Regions from separate parts of the Homo sapiens genome. Here region 2 is linked to region 1. Evidence: chromatin contacts called from ENCODE Hi-C data. All regions are on one chromosome and are shown on one strand. Each heading gives the region's core, a stretch centred on a gene start or an enhancer-like site at or near the end of the contact. The rest is flanking DNA. Distances are from core to core; before and after follow the strand shown. Region 1 overlaps DPH6-DT (DPH6 divergent transcript). Region 2 has its middle 14 kb from the start of NANOGP8.

Region 1 (6,477 bases), core at 1,451-3,950:
GCTGAGGGCCCTGTGGCTTCAAGTTACTTTGAACTTGAAATTCTTTGTCTCACACTTGGGTCTCACATTGCAGTTTAAAAATAATAATAGTATTAATGAAATACAGTGTTACAAGGCATTGTATGAACAGTAGACTTTTACATCAAACCAAATTTTCATTCTTTTTAGAACAGCTTTGTAGGCACACTGGTGTTGTCAGACATAACGTTCTGTTAAGCCAGTGAGCCTTGACTATACTGAGTAGGGATGGTCTACAGAAAAGTGTAGCCAGTTTCTGTAATAAATCCTGGAAAAGTATATCAAGTCAATTCATAAAGCATGTCACCAACATAAAACCAAGAGCAAGTTTCCCCATGTCTTTCTTCTGTTGCAGACTGTCCAAATTGCAGAAAAAGGGACATCTGATAGAATTCAGAGGGAGAGTAATTAACTGAAGAACAGCATGCAGTTTTGAAGTAAATTGTGTCTGGTTCAAATCATAGTAGAGAACAGAGCTTTTTGTTCTTTCCTTCTGTGAACTTCAAGCTCAATGGTGTAAAAACTGTTCAAAAATGAAGTAGCTCAGTTGATGAATTAAGCTAAGAGATAAGTATGATCTTAAAATGATATACTACCTCAAGAAAGTCATTTTATCTTTCCCATTAGTAATGACAGTAAACAAAGAGCATTCCAACATTTCTTATTTGTAATAGTGTCTGTTTATTTTATTTTATCAAACGTAGGGCTTTTCTCCATTAGTCTTACTTAGCTTTCTTTGAGTTAAAAGTATAGCCCTATAAAAACGGATGAAATCATCTGCTCATTGACTTTCTACTCAGCAAACATTTTTTTATTTTCTTCAACTACAACTCTCATAATTTTCCTAGTCACCATTCTTCTCATCTATTTTTACATTCCTTAGTTAGCATGTCAGCCCAAAATGCCTCAACCCATCAGTTAAATTAGTTCTGTTTCTACAACAGCTCACAAAAGGGTTTACTGGTGAAACTCTTCCTCTAATCTAGCTTTTCTTGCTGCATGTACTATTCCTTTATTGACCTTAGTTTGGAGAGCTTTAAAATAATACGTATCAGCAAGGGTTGTATGCTTTCTAATCATATGTTTTCTCCTGCTAATCATTCAGTTACCTGATTAGAAACAGATGCAACCTATTTGAAATGTGAACTTCAGTGAACTGCTAGTAATGGTTGCATATTTTTTAGATACTCTATGTATACGTTATGAAATGCCCTAGAAGGTTTTCAATAATAAGCATTTGGATTATATTTTATAGCTGCAATGTTTTTCCTGCCAAATGAGCCATTCCAACCAAAACAAACTGACAAACAAAACAAAAAATAAGCAACAGCAACAAAGATTCAACCAGTATTGAAAGCCACAACACTTATAAGTAATCTGCAAACAAGAGTACTAGAACTGCAGTAATACAAATTTTAAAACAGACAAAGCCTCTGCTCTCGGTTTATGATATATTGAAAGAAGTAAACACATCAACCACTATTTATAACTTGAAGCAGAATATGATAATCACTTTCATTAAAGTACTTACAAAGTGTCATGTAAAAAAAGAAGAGAAAAAAATACTTTTGTCTAGGGAGAATCAGAGAGGGCTTGATGGGAAGTGTAGCGTTTGTGTTGGATCTTGAAGAAGGAGTAGGATTCCAATGGGCAGAGATGGAGAGAAATTCTAGGTTCCAGCCACAAGAGCATCAGCATCTACCTCTAAAAAATCCTCACGGTCCCTGCCAATTTGATCACCCCTAATTTTACCGACAAGAGGTTAAATTACTGATTTGAAAGAGGTTGATATTTTGTTGAAGTGATCCATATCAATCGCACAGTACAAATCAAAGGAACTTGAACTGAGCCATATTACAAACTACTTTTGTACAACTCCCAATATAAATATACTCAAATATTTGTTTAATCAGACTGCCAACGAACTAAAATTTTCTTAAAAGAAAAAAAAAATGTCCAGTGACCCTCTTCAAATCAGAACTGAATCTATGTGGGGTTTTTCTTTAACTTCTATAATTACAACAAAAAATCAAAGCAACCAGTATGTTCTCCAAATCAAATCTGAGCTAAACCAATATTGATTACATCTGGTTCATATCTGCGGTTATCAATAAAACACCAATTACATGACCAAAATTTGGAAACCAAATGCTAAATCTTACTAAACTGAGGTTTTTGCAACACCGATTTGACAATTTGGAGAGTTTTTAATTTAGAAAAATTCTCATCAAGGGCAAAACAAAGTACAAAGAGTTCCTGAGCTTAAATTCCTGATTCAATCTTTAAACTGTATTTTCCTTTGTTGCCAAATGATTCATTCGGACATTGCAAAGTAAATATGAAAACATCTGGGGGGATATTTTTGCTGGGGGTTACTTACTAATAAGAACAACCAGGTACCTCAAAATGTGCGGCTTCTTAATGAATAAATGCTTGTCAAGTGACTGCTGAGTTCATCTTAACACATGCTCTTTATACACACTGGCTCTCTCAGTACCATGAGAAGCAGAGAGGCAGGGATCTGATGACTAAATAGACCTTTTTATTCATTGCTTTGATCTACCACCAATTCTATTTAGTCATCTCTGCTCTGAAAACCAAATTCCTTTATAACTCTGAGGGCACATGATGGCTTGTTTTGGCACTAACTCTGCACAGCTAAAACTCTGGGCTACAGAAGCCAAAAGATTTAAGAGCCTCTCACCTCACAAACTTGAGTTTCAGGTCAGGGCAGTGACAACCTGTCAGAATCTCGTTTGTGGCACCCAAGCAAGCCAAGCGCATGGACAGCGGAAATGGCTAGAAAAATCCTCAGACCCTGTTCCTCTTGGCCATTAATTCCATTGATTATTTTGGTGTTTAAATACTGAGACAGGCCCTGGTGCCAGCCCAAATACAACTAGTCAACTTACATTTCCGTTGGCCTTTTAGAACATGCAGATGTACCAAAATCCTAAAACACAGCTGAGTTAAAAATTAAAAAAAAAAAAAAGAAGAAGAAGAAGAAAAAGAAGAAAGAAAAAAGAAAGCAGCAAGGGGGAAAAGTGTTCCAAACAAACGAAATGTTGATCTGCCTTTTATTAATTTCATTTTTTATCTTCTTGTGTACAGATTTTTGACAGCTGTGACATTCATGGGCAATGCATTTGAAAAAGAAGACATAAATATTCAGAGACATATTAGAATGCTGTTCAATGTAAGCACCTGTCTACTTAGTGTTGACAGAAAATCATTTACTTTGCTTTATGCATGTTCCCTCCAGAGACCACAGAGGTCCTATTTTATTTAAAGAGCTGGTCCTAACATCAGTGCTTGCTCTTGAAACTGCAGTATATGCAGCTAATTATATTTATTGAGGAAACAATTTTGTTTTATATTTTCAATAATACTTAAACAATTTTGTCAATCTTGACCTCAGAAATGATTTTCCCCAAGGATTCAGTTAACCAAAGACTTCATACAAGGCCTGAAACCAGTGTCCTTACACTACACTGTTGCCATTATCACCTAGGGAAGTTTTTGAAGCACAACTTTCAGAGAGAAGTGTGCGAGGTAAGACTGCAAGATCTCTGTGGGTCTAAGGAAAACATCACAGTCAATAAAATCCATGCTAGCATCCACATATATGCATTTATTATGTATTATAGTGATATAATCTGAGAAATTCATATTGCATAAAACAATACATCATTAAAAGCTACATGAATCATGAATTGTAAATTAAATGTATCAAATTTGGTGAAGTTTTTATTTCTTTTCTACTTGGTAAACCTTCGTTTCTTTTCCACCCTTGCCAAATCAGAAAGGTAATCTCAGGTCTTGAGTGAAAGGTGACCGCACATGGAGAAAAGGAAAGGAAAAGAGGGAGGGAGGGAGGGAGGGAAGGAAGGAAAGAAGGAAGGAAGGGAGGAAGGGAGGGAGGGAGAAGGAGAGGGAGAAAGGAAAGCAGAAAGGAAGAAAAAGAGGGAGCGAGGGAGGGAGAAAAGGAGGGAGGAAGAGAGGGAAGCCAACCTTTATAGGGACACTGAGATTACTGTGAGGTGACCTCGTTAGGTGATTTCTATATGGCCCCACGAAGCCGTCTAACTTGTTCCCAAGTGATTAAAATAGGCATGGCTAAGTTAAATAATTATTCCCCCAGAATAATTTCCTTTCTTTACTTGGTAAAACGCCTATCTTGAAAAAGTATGGTTTGCCATGGGTTGACGCCTGACTACTGAGAAAAATCCTTTAGCTGAATCTCAGGTCAGAATTAGAAATGTACCGTGTCATCAGAAATATAATGAAACACAAACGGGAGTGAACAAAGCCTAATTTTTTGACTACGACATTTCTCTCCATTTTAGTTTTACCTGACATGAGCGTATAGTGATGTTAGCTCCCCTGATGTGGCACGGGTGGATGAGGCTTGGGGGAAAGGCAAGCAGAGACCTGGGAGCTCACGACTTCCAAAACCTTACAATGCTGCCACCTACAGGCCGAAACTTCTAAAGCGGATTCCATCAATACTGTGTTTTCCTTCCCTTAACAATGAAAAAACACACAAGATTGTGGTAGAAGACCAAAGCCCCAAACCCAGAGTCCTGTAAAGAGTTAAGTCACCAGGTGATGTGAAAGAACAGGCCCTTTAGCTTAGCTAGTTCAGTGCCGTTACATAATTTAATTAGGATCATCACACGGCAACCGAAGCTGTCTAGAGGAATTATGAACCACAAGTTCAGATCACATGTGAATCCCTTTGCTCAATTAAAGCTAAGCAATTTTTAAGGTTTTTTTTCCCTCTTTGCAGTATATGCAAAGAGCAGTGAAGCGTGGCCTGCATATTTTTCACATTAAAATTATTACATAAAGCCTGTAGCATTTGAAATACTTATGGAAATCAAAACGTTACACTCTGACCTTGGGCATTTAAACTTCGTCATTTTTAAAGCTATTGTTGCCATGCTCTCCTTTGTTCTAAGAAAATTACTGTGGTTAGTTATAATAGCTGAATGAATAATTACTGGGGGAAGAAAAGAAATATGTAATAGTGTCGAAATGATTCTTGAGCCTACATTCTCCTAAACAGAGTTTTAATTCTGTTTTGAAGTCCCAGCATTGTGACTAAAGGCATTATCCTACTTCTCTCTTCTCTACTGTAACGGCCAGAAAAAGTGATCGCTTTCTTTCTCACTAGACTATTCAGTCTACTTACCTTTATGTCAGAAGAAACTCTGCTAAGAACTGGATGATGGAAAGAATTTCTGGAAGAGTCTGATTCTAGGTTGATCTATTTTTTACGCTGTAAGTACATGTAGCACCAAGCATATTAGGCAAATGTTCATTGTCAAGTTTTTTCTACACTTTTAAACTTCCCTTGGGCTTTTAGCTTTTTTTCTTATTAATTATATCAGAAAACAAGAAAAACGGCAATATTTTCTATTTTTAACTCTGTTTTTAAACTTATATAATCGGATACAGAATAATAATTTCAGTATTTTAAAATTATAGCATGGGATCATATTTGTTAATCATATGTATTAAAATTACATTTTCAAATCAAGCTACCAGAAATTTTTCAAACTAGTGGAAGCTTAGAGTTAATTTTTAAATGTTTAGTTGGAGGAATAAGTATTACCCTTAATAAAAGAGCATCCTAATAAAAATTGCAGTACAAAGATGCAAATAAATAAATGTCAGTGCTAGAAAATACATTACATTTAGTTGAGGATCTCTACAACTTGGAGTAGACTGATTGATTGATTATAAAATCCCCGGTATTTCCATATGTATTAAGACAATTGAAATTAGAATGGACAATGGAACTTCCAATAAATACTGTGGGAAATTCTTCACTAACTTATAGATGAAAGATAACAGGCAAAACTCATTTTACAGTATTATAGTCTACTTATTATTTGCAACAGAAAAAAAAATTCTGAATTTTAAGGGCACACACAAACATTATATTGGAGTCACATGTTACTTATTAGTTTCTTAGATGAGAGTTACACACAATGCAAAAATGATGCAATCTTTACTTTTTTAAAAATTTGAAAAAGTTAAATCTTCCTACTTTTGCAACCAGATATTTGCAGGATTAACAACTCCTTTAAACAATAGTTGGATTTAACCATAATCAGAATATAAATACAATAAGACATTCCTAAGGGGAATGCAATTTTTTTTAATTTCCATATTTGCTACAATAAATGTTATGCCTAGAAATTTTATAGCTAACAGAAACACAGAAAATACTATACCCAGAGCTAGAAAACTGTTCCAGTACAAAGCAAGTCTGATATATTACCTTCCAAATACACAGCATATCCCTGGTAAAGTTGTAAATTATGGTTGCAAATGAGGCCACAAACAAAATTTTGCTCAAGGCATGAATCATAAATTCAAACAATAATCATCTCCTACATGAGGCACAACTACTTTGTTTACTTCTTAGACACTGTTTCCTAAACATGAAGA
Region 2 (6,477 bases), core at 2,420-4,919, 680 kb after region 1:
GAGAGTGTTGTCATATTAATTTTACAGAACCTCAAAGAGGTTAAGCAGCTTCCCCTAAAGTCACACAACCAGCAGAGTTAGGATGCAAACCCAGGTCTGTCTGACTAAAGTAAATACAAACATAAAGAGTGTACAACTTGGCTCTAAGTACTGGCTTCTCAATAGAATTCACTAGATCAGAATCATATTCCAATTAGCACTAGTAGAAAAAATATATATATCATGTTTTCAGCCCTATTAAGAGACCAAGAAACTGAAGCTAAAAGTAAGCATCTGGCTTAAGCTTACACAGCTCACTATTGGCAAATCAGGTCCGGGGCGTTCACTGCTCTTAGTCTTCTTATATTCTACCTTTCATAGCATTTCCGCTTGGTTAAGGAGCCAATTTGGAGTTGGAGAACAAAGCATAAAGTATCTTAGTATAACAACTGATCGGATTAAGCTATTTAGATTTGCCATATACACGTCTGTATCACAGCAAGGGAAACTGCCAACAGAGTAAACAGACAACCTACAGAATGAGAGAAAATAGTTGCAAACTATGCAGCCAACAAAGGTTTAGTATGCAGAATCTATAAGGAACTTAAACAACTCAACAAGCAAAAACCACGTAACACCATTAAAAAGTGGGCAAAAGACATAAACAGAAACTTTTCAAAAGACATCCAAGAAGCCAACAAACATATGAAAAAACATTCAACATCACTAATCATCAGAGAAATGCAAATCAAAACCACAATGAGATATCATCTCAGCTGGGCACGGTGGCTCCCGCCTGTAATCCCAGCACTTTGGGAGGCCACAGCAGACAGATCATGAGGTCAGGAGTTTGAGACCAGCTTGGCCAACATGGTGAAACCCTGTCTCTACTAAAAATACAAAAAATTATCTGGGTGTGGTGACTCGCATCTGTAGTCCCAGCTTCTTGGGAGGCTGAGGCGGAAGAATCACTTGTACCCGGGAGGCGGAGGTTGCAGTGAGCAGAGATCGTGCCACTGCACTCCAACTTGGGCAACCGAGTGAGGGTTCCTCTCAAAAAAAAAAAAAGATATATCATCTGACCCATGACAGAATGGCTTGTAAAAGCCAGAAAATAACAGATGCTGGCGAGGCTGGAGAGAAAAAGAAGCACTTACATGCTATTGGTGGGAATGTAAAAGAGTTCAGCCACTGTGGAAAGCAGTTTTATTTCTCAAAGAACTTAAAACAGAACCACTACTCAACCCAGCAATGAGATTATATGCTCAAAGAAAAAAAAATCATTCTATGAAGAAGACACATGCACTCATACATTAATCATAGCACTATTCAGAACAGAAAAGACATGGAATCAACTAGGTACCCATCAACAATGGATTGGATAAAGAAAATGTGGTACATATACACCATGGAATACTATGCAGCCATAAAAAGAACAAAACCATGTCCTTTACAGCAACATGGATGTAGCTACAGGCCATTATGCTAAGCAAATTAGCAAAGGAACAGGAAACCAAATACTGCATCATGTTCTCACTTACAAGCAGGAACTAAACATTGGATACACAGGGACATAAAGATGAGAACAACAGGGCTGGGTGCAGTGGCTCATGCCTGTAATCCCAGCACTTTGGGAGGCCAGGGCAGACAGGTCACGTGAGGTCAGGAGTTCGAGACCAGCCTTGCCAACATGGGGAAACCCCCGTCTCTACTAAAAGTACAAAAATTAGTCTGGTGTGGTGGCACATGCCTGTAATCCCAGCTACTTGGGAGGCTGAGCTAGGAGAATGCTTGAACCCAGGAGGCAGAGATTGCAGTGAGCTAAGATCATGCCATTGAACTCCAGCCTGGGCAACAAGAGCGAAACTCCGTGTCAAAAAAAAGAAGAGAGAGAAAAACAGACACTGGGGACTACTAGAAGCAGGAGAGAGGAAGGAGGACAGGGGCTGAAACACTACCTATTGGGTACTATGCTCAGTACCCAATAGGCAGTGGAAGTAATAAGAGTAGAAGTTAAAGATCCTGGGTGATGGGGTCTTTCATACCTCAAACCTCAGTGTCATGTAATAAACTCATGTAACAAACCTGCACACATACCCCTTAAATCTAAAATAAAAGTTGATATTATATTTTTAAAAAGTTTTTAATCTACACATGGGATAAAATTTTATGATATTTCTCACACATACTCCCACACTTACAGTACATGTAAACACTAATGAAAATATGCAACTAAAATCTAACCCAGCAATTGCACTCCTGGACATTTATGCCAGAGAAAAGAAAACACAGTCACACAAAAACATGAATGCTCCTAGTGGCTGTATTTGTAACAGCAAAAAAAGTAATCAGCATCAATGTCCTTCAACAGGTGAATGGTTAAATAAACTGTGGCGCATACATACCATGAAATACTACTCTGTAATCAAAAGGAGGAAACAATTGATACACACAAGTTGGATGTATGTCCAGGGAATTTTGCTGGGTGAAAAAGAAAGCCCATTCCAAAAGATTACAGGCTATAGATTCCATTTACATAAAATGACAAACTTACAGAGATACACAGCAGATTAGTGGTTGCCACGGGTCGTATTGGGATGGGGGATCCGGAGGAAAGTAGGTGTGGTTATAAAAGGGCAAGAACTGTTCAATATCTTGATCGTATTGGTTGATACACGAATCTACATGGGTGATAAAATTGTGTAGAGCTTAATACAAACACAAACGAATAAAAGTAAAATTGTTGAAATACAAATAATGTCAGTGGATTGTATTGATGTCAATATCTTAGTTGCAATATACCATAGTTTAGCAAAATGGTAGCATTGGAGGATACTGGGCAAAGTGTACAAGGGACCTTTTTGTATTGTTTCTTACAACTGCATATCAAAATTATCTCAATAAAAATTGTAATAAAGGCCGGGCGCGGTGGCTCACACGCCTGTAATCCCAGCACTTTGGGAGGCCGAGGCGGGCGGATCACGAGGTCAGGTGATCAGGACCATCCTGGCTAACACCGTGAAACTCCGTCTCTACTAAAAAAAAACGTACAAAAAATTAGCTGGTCGTGGTGGCGGGCGCCTGTATCCCAGCTACTCGGGAGGCTGAGGCAGGAGAATGGCGTGAACCCAGGAGGTGGAGCTTGCAATGAGCCGAGATCGCGCCACTGCACTCCAGCCTAGACGACAGAGCAAGACTATGTCTCAAAAAAAAAAAATTGTAATAAAAAGAGAAAAAAAAATCCATGTCACTCTTTGTGAGCCCAAAGTGGTCTAAAAACTGCTCAGCATGCTAACATGTAAATTCTACTTATTTAAAGTAGAATTGTGACGGTATATACTAAGCCTATGTTATAGTTCTAGTAAAAAATAACAAAATCGGCAGTTTTTCAACTCAGTGTCTTTGACTTGGTTAAACAAATGTGTAATTATTGTCAAAATTTTCCTCAGGGAAATGAATATATCATTTTTGCACTTCTTGTATGGTTTACCAAAAAGTTGAGTAACTGCAGATTGCATAATTGAAGGAAGTTTTGAAAATGAAAGCTGTAGGTAGGTGAAGTGGCTCACGCCTGTAATCCCCGCACTTTGGGAGGCCGAGGCCGGCGGATGACCTGAGGTCAGGAGTTTGAGACCAGTCTGGCCAACAAGGCGAAACCCTGTAAATTAGCCAGGCATGGTGCCGTGCGCCTGTAATCCCAGCTACCCGGGAGGCTGAGGCCTGAGACTCGCTTGAACCCAGGGGGCGGAGCTTGGAGTAAGCCGAGATCGCACCCCTGCACTCCAGCCTGGGCAACAGAGCGACACTCCGTCTCAAAAAAAAAAAAAAAAAGAAATATAGAAATAATGTCTCCCTCCAGAGCAAAGGGCAGTCTGCTTACTGCCCATTATAAAAGATTCAGGTTTTTTAAGCTTAGAGTTCTTCTCCTAGAGCACAATCCACCATTTGCTGGCACCCCTTGAAACTTCAGGCCAGGGGAGCTGTACAAATGTACTCATGCTCATGCTGCTGGCTGAGCCATGAGTAATAATGTCCTTTGCCTCTGACCCAGAAGTCTACTGTCTTCTGCCAGCATCCAGAAGCTTGGAAATAGAGCAAAATCTCAGATCTATTACAGGTCTTCAAACCTTATACGATTTAAAGATTAAATGAGTTTGTTTGTTTGTTTGTTTGTTTATTGAGATGGAGTCTCACTCTGTCGCCCAGGCTGGAGTGCAGTGGCGTGATCTGGGCTCACTGCAACCTCCGCCTCCCAGGTTCAAGCGATTCTCCTGTCTCACCCTCCAGGATAACTGAGATTACAGGCACCCACCACCACACCCAGCTAAGTTTTTTTATTTTAGTAGAGACGGGGTTTCACCGTGTTGCCCAGGCTGGTCATGAACTCCTGAGCTCAGGCAATCCACCCGCCTCAGCCTCCCAAAGTGCTAGGATTACAGGTGTGAGCCACCAAGCCCGGCCACGAGTTTCTTCATTTAAAATGCTTAGCACAGCCAGGCGCAGTGGCTCATGCCTGTAATCCCAATACTTTGGGAGGCCAAGGCAGGTGGATCACGAAGTCAGGAGGTGGAGACCATCCTGGCCAACATGGTGAAACCCCATCTCTACTAAAAATACAAAATTAGCCAGGCGTGGTGGTGCATGCCTGTAGTCCCAGCTACACAGGAGGCTGAGGCCAGAGAATTGCTTGAACCTGGGAGGCAGAGGCTGCAGTGAGCTGAGATCACACTACTGCACTCCAGCTTGGGCAACAGGCAGGACTCTGTCTCAAAAAAAAAAAAAAAAAAAAAGTGCTTAGCACAATTCTTGGTACTTGGTAAACATTCAATAAATGCTCGCTCTACTTACATTATAACCATCAAAATACAGGTATGCCACTGGGAGAGCCACGTAAATAAATGTGTGTGTGTATGCTTGAAATCCCCCGAGCAGGAATTTAGTCCTGTGGGTTAAGGCTTTATATTTCAAAGTGTATGCTTTTATATATTCCAGGTACAAGGGCCCATAGGGAGATTACTTTCATAGCTGTTCTTTGCTATGGACACCTCATAATCTATCCACATCCCCTGGTAATCAATGTTCATTTCTCATAGCAGAGCCTGGCAAGGGAAATCTTAGGAGGTGTTCATTTTACGTGATTGGAAGAGAGATTTTGAACATGAGTTGTTGTCTAGGTAAACAAATTTGAGTAGGACCCAAGAATCTCATCATGAGAACATGGTATGTATTTGTCTTGCTCACAACTTTATTCCCAACATCTAGCACAAGGTCTAGCACACAGCAGAAGCTTAGAAAATATTTGTTGAGTGAGTGAATTTCTATGACAGAAAGAAATTCAGGGGAGTCTTTCTTTTCCTTGGCCATCCAGAAATAGATGTCTGAGTTATTGAAGTGCCCCGTCCTCAAATTATCCCTGCCAAACTTGGCAACCATTTCACCTACTGAAAAGAAACTCCATCAAAAATCTAAGATAAAAAGAAATGATAAAATAACAAAACAAACTTTTGACCCACTTTGTTGTGCATTGGAAGGCACGCTTTGGCAGACAAAAAGGCTCAATGCTGTGTAATTGTCGTCAGTGTTTCACTTAATATTTTAATGAGCTGAGCAACTGACATTTTGACTGAACACATGCCTTTGGTGGCTCTTGTTGCTAAGCAAAAGAGTGTATAAAAAGCTTGTTGTCCTTTTTTTTAAAAAAAAAATAATTTCTTAAAACGCAAATACATCCCAACTGCCACTTGGATTTCTACAGAGACAATTCCTGTCATCCTTCCTCCTTCCTGCCCAAGCCAGCTCTTCTCATCATTTCCTCTGCTCCCGCAGAGTTGCTGAGTTGGGTTCCACGCTCCTCTGCTAGTTCCTGGATTCACAGCAGATCCTTCTGAGCCAGGACATGTCTGCCAGGACAGGCAGTGCCATTTTTAGCTATTTCTCTCCTCTCTTCTCCTCAACCTTCCACAGAACAACATTTGTACATTTATTTTAATATTCCTTCTTCTTTCAATTCAGCTGGCTGTCTTAACGTTTTCTCTACATCTGACACTTCTACCCATTTGCTCCATGATTTTCCCTTTTTTCTCCTCTCTTTTTTCTCCTTTCATTTTCCTCTCTCTGGTAGGGGTGGTTGGTTGGAATTCCCACGATGATCAAAAGGCGATTTTTGAGAAACAGGGGAAATGGGTGATGTGCAAAATCGGGAGGGAATCACAGCAAATGGAATACTCTTTAAGCAATTAGATATTTGTATTCTTTCTTTGCCAGCCCTTGAAAATAAGCATTGTAATTATCCCGTCATACAGATGGAATAACTAAGAACTAAGAGGTTAAACAACCATCCAGCTGGGCACTGTGGCTCACGCCTATAATCCCAGCACTTTGGGAGGCCGAGGTGGGCGGATGATGAGGTCAGGAGATTGAGACCATCCTGGCCAACATTGTGAAACCCCGTCTCTACTAAAAATACAAAAATTAGCTGGGCACGGTGGCACACGCCTG

The links. A loop is a pair of places that touch in the nucleus more often than their neighbours do. Pooled maps may share reads with other maps.
Region 2: a map of IMR-90 shows a loop between it and region 1 (3-fold over the local background). The contact joins two enhancer-like sites. A Hi-C loop is called at or near these places in 2 of 168 maps with a recorded cell type or tissue (IMR-90 and prostate gland), 9 of 37 single-sample maps with no recorded cell type and 10 of 50 pooled maps.

The regions. Positions count from the first base shown.
Region 1 is chr15:35,749,813-35,756,289 of GRCh38, reverse strand. The region is part of intron 2 of DPH6-DT (DPH6 divergent transcript); the gene reads right to left. Among named protein-coding and RNA genes, the nearest start is that of MIR4510, 170 kb to the left of the region's middle. Within about 2 kb of position 2,700, at least 2 of the 41 ENCODE cell types and tissues checked have a DNase peak (open chromatin) inside an H3K27ac peak, as active enhancers do.
Region 2 is chr15:35,068,408-35,074,884 of GRCh38, reverse strand. No RefSeq gene overlaps it. Among named protein-coding and RNA genes, the nearest start is that of NANOGP8, 14 kb to the left of the region's middle. Within about 2 kb of position 3,669, at least 2 of the 41 ENCODE cell types and tissues checked have a DNase peak (open chromatin) inside an H3K27ac peak, as active enhancers do.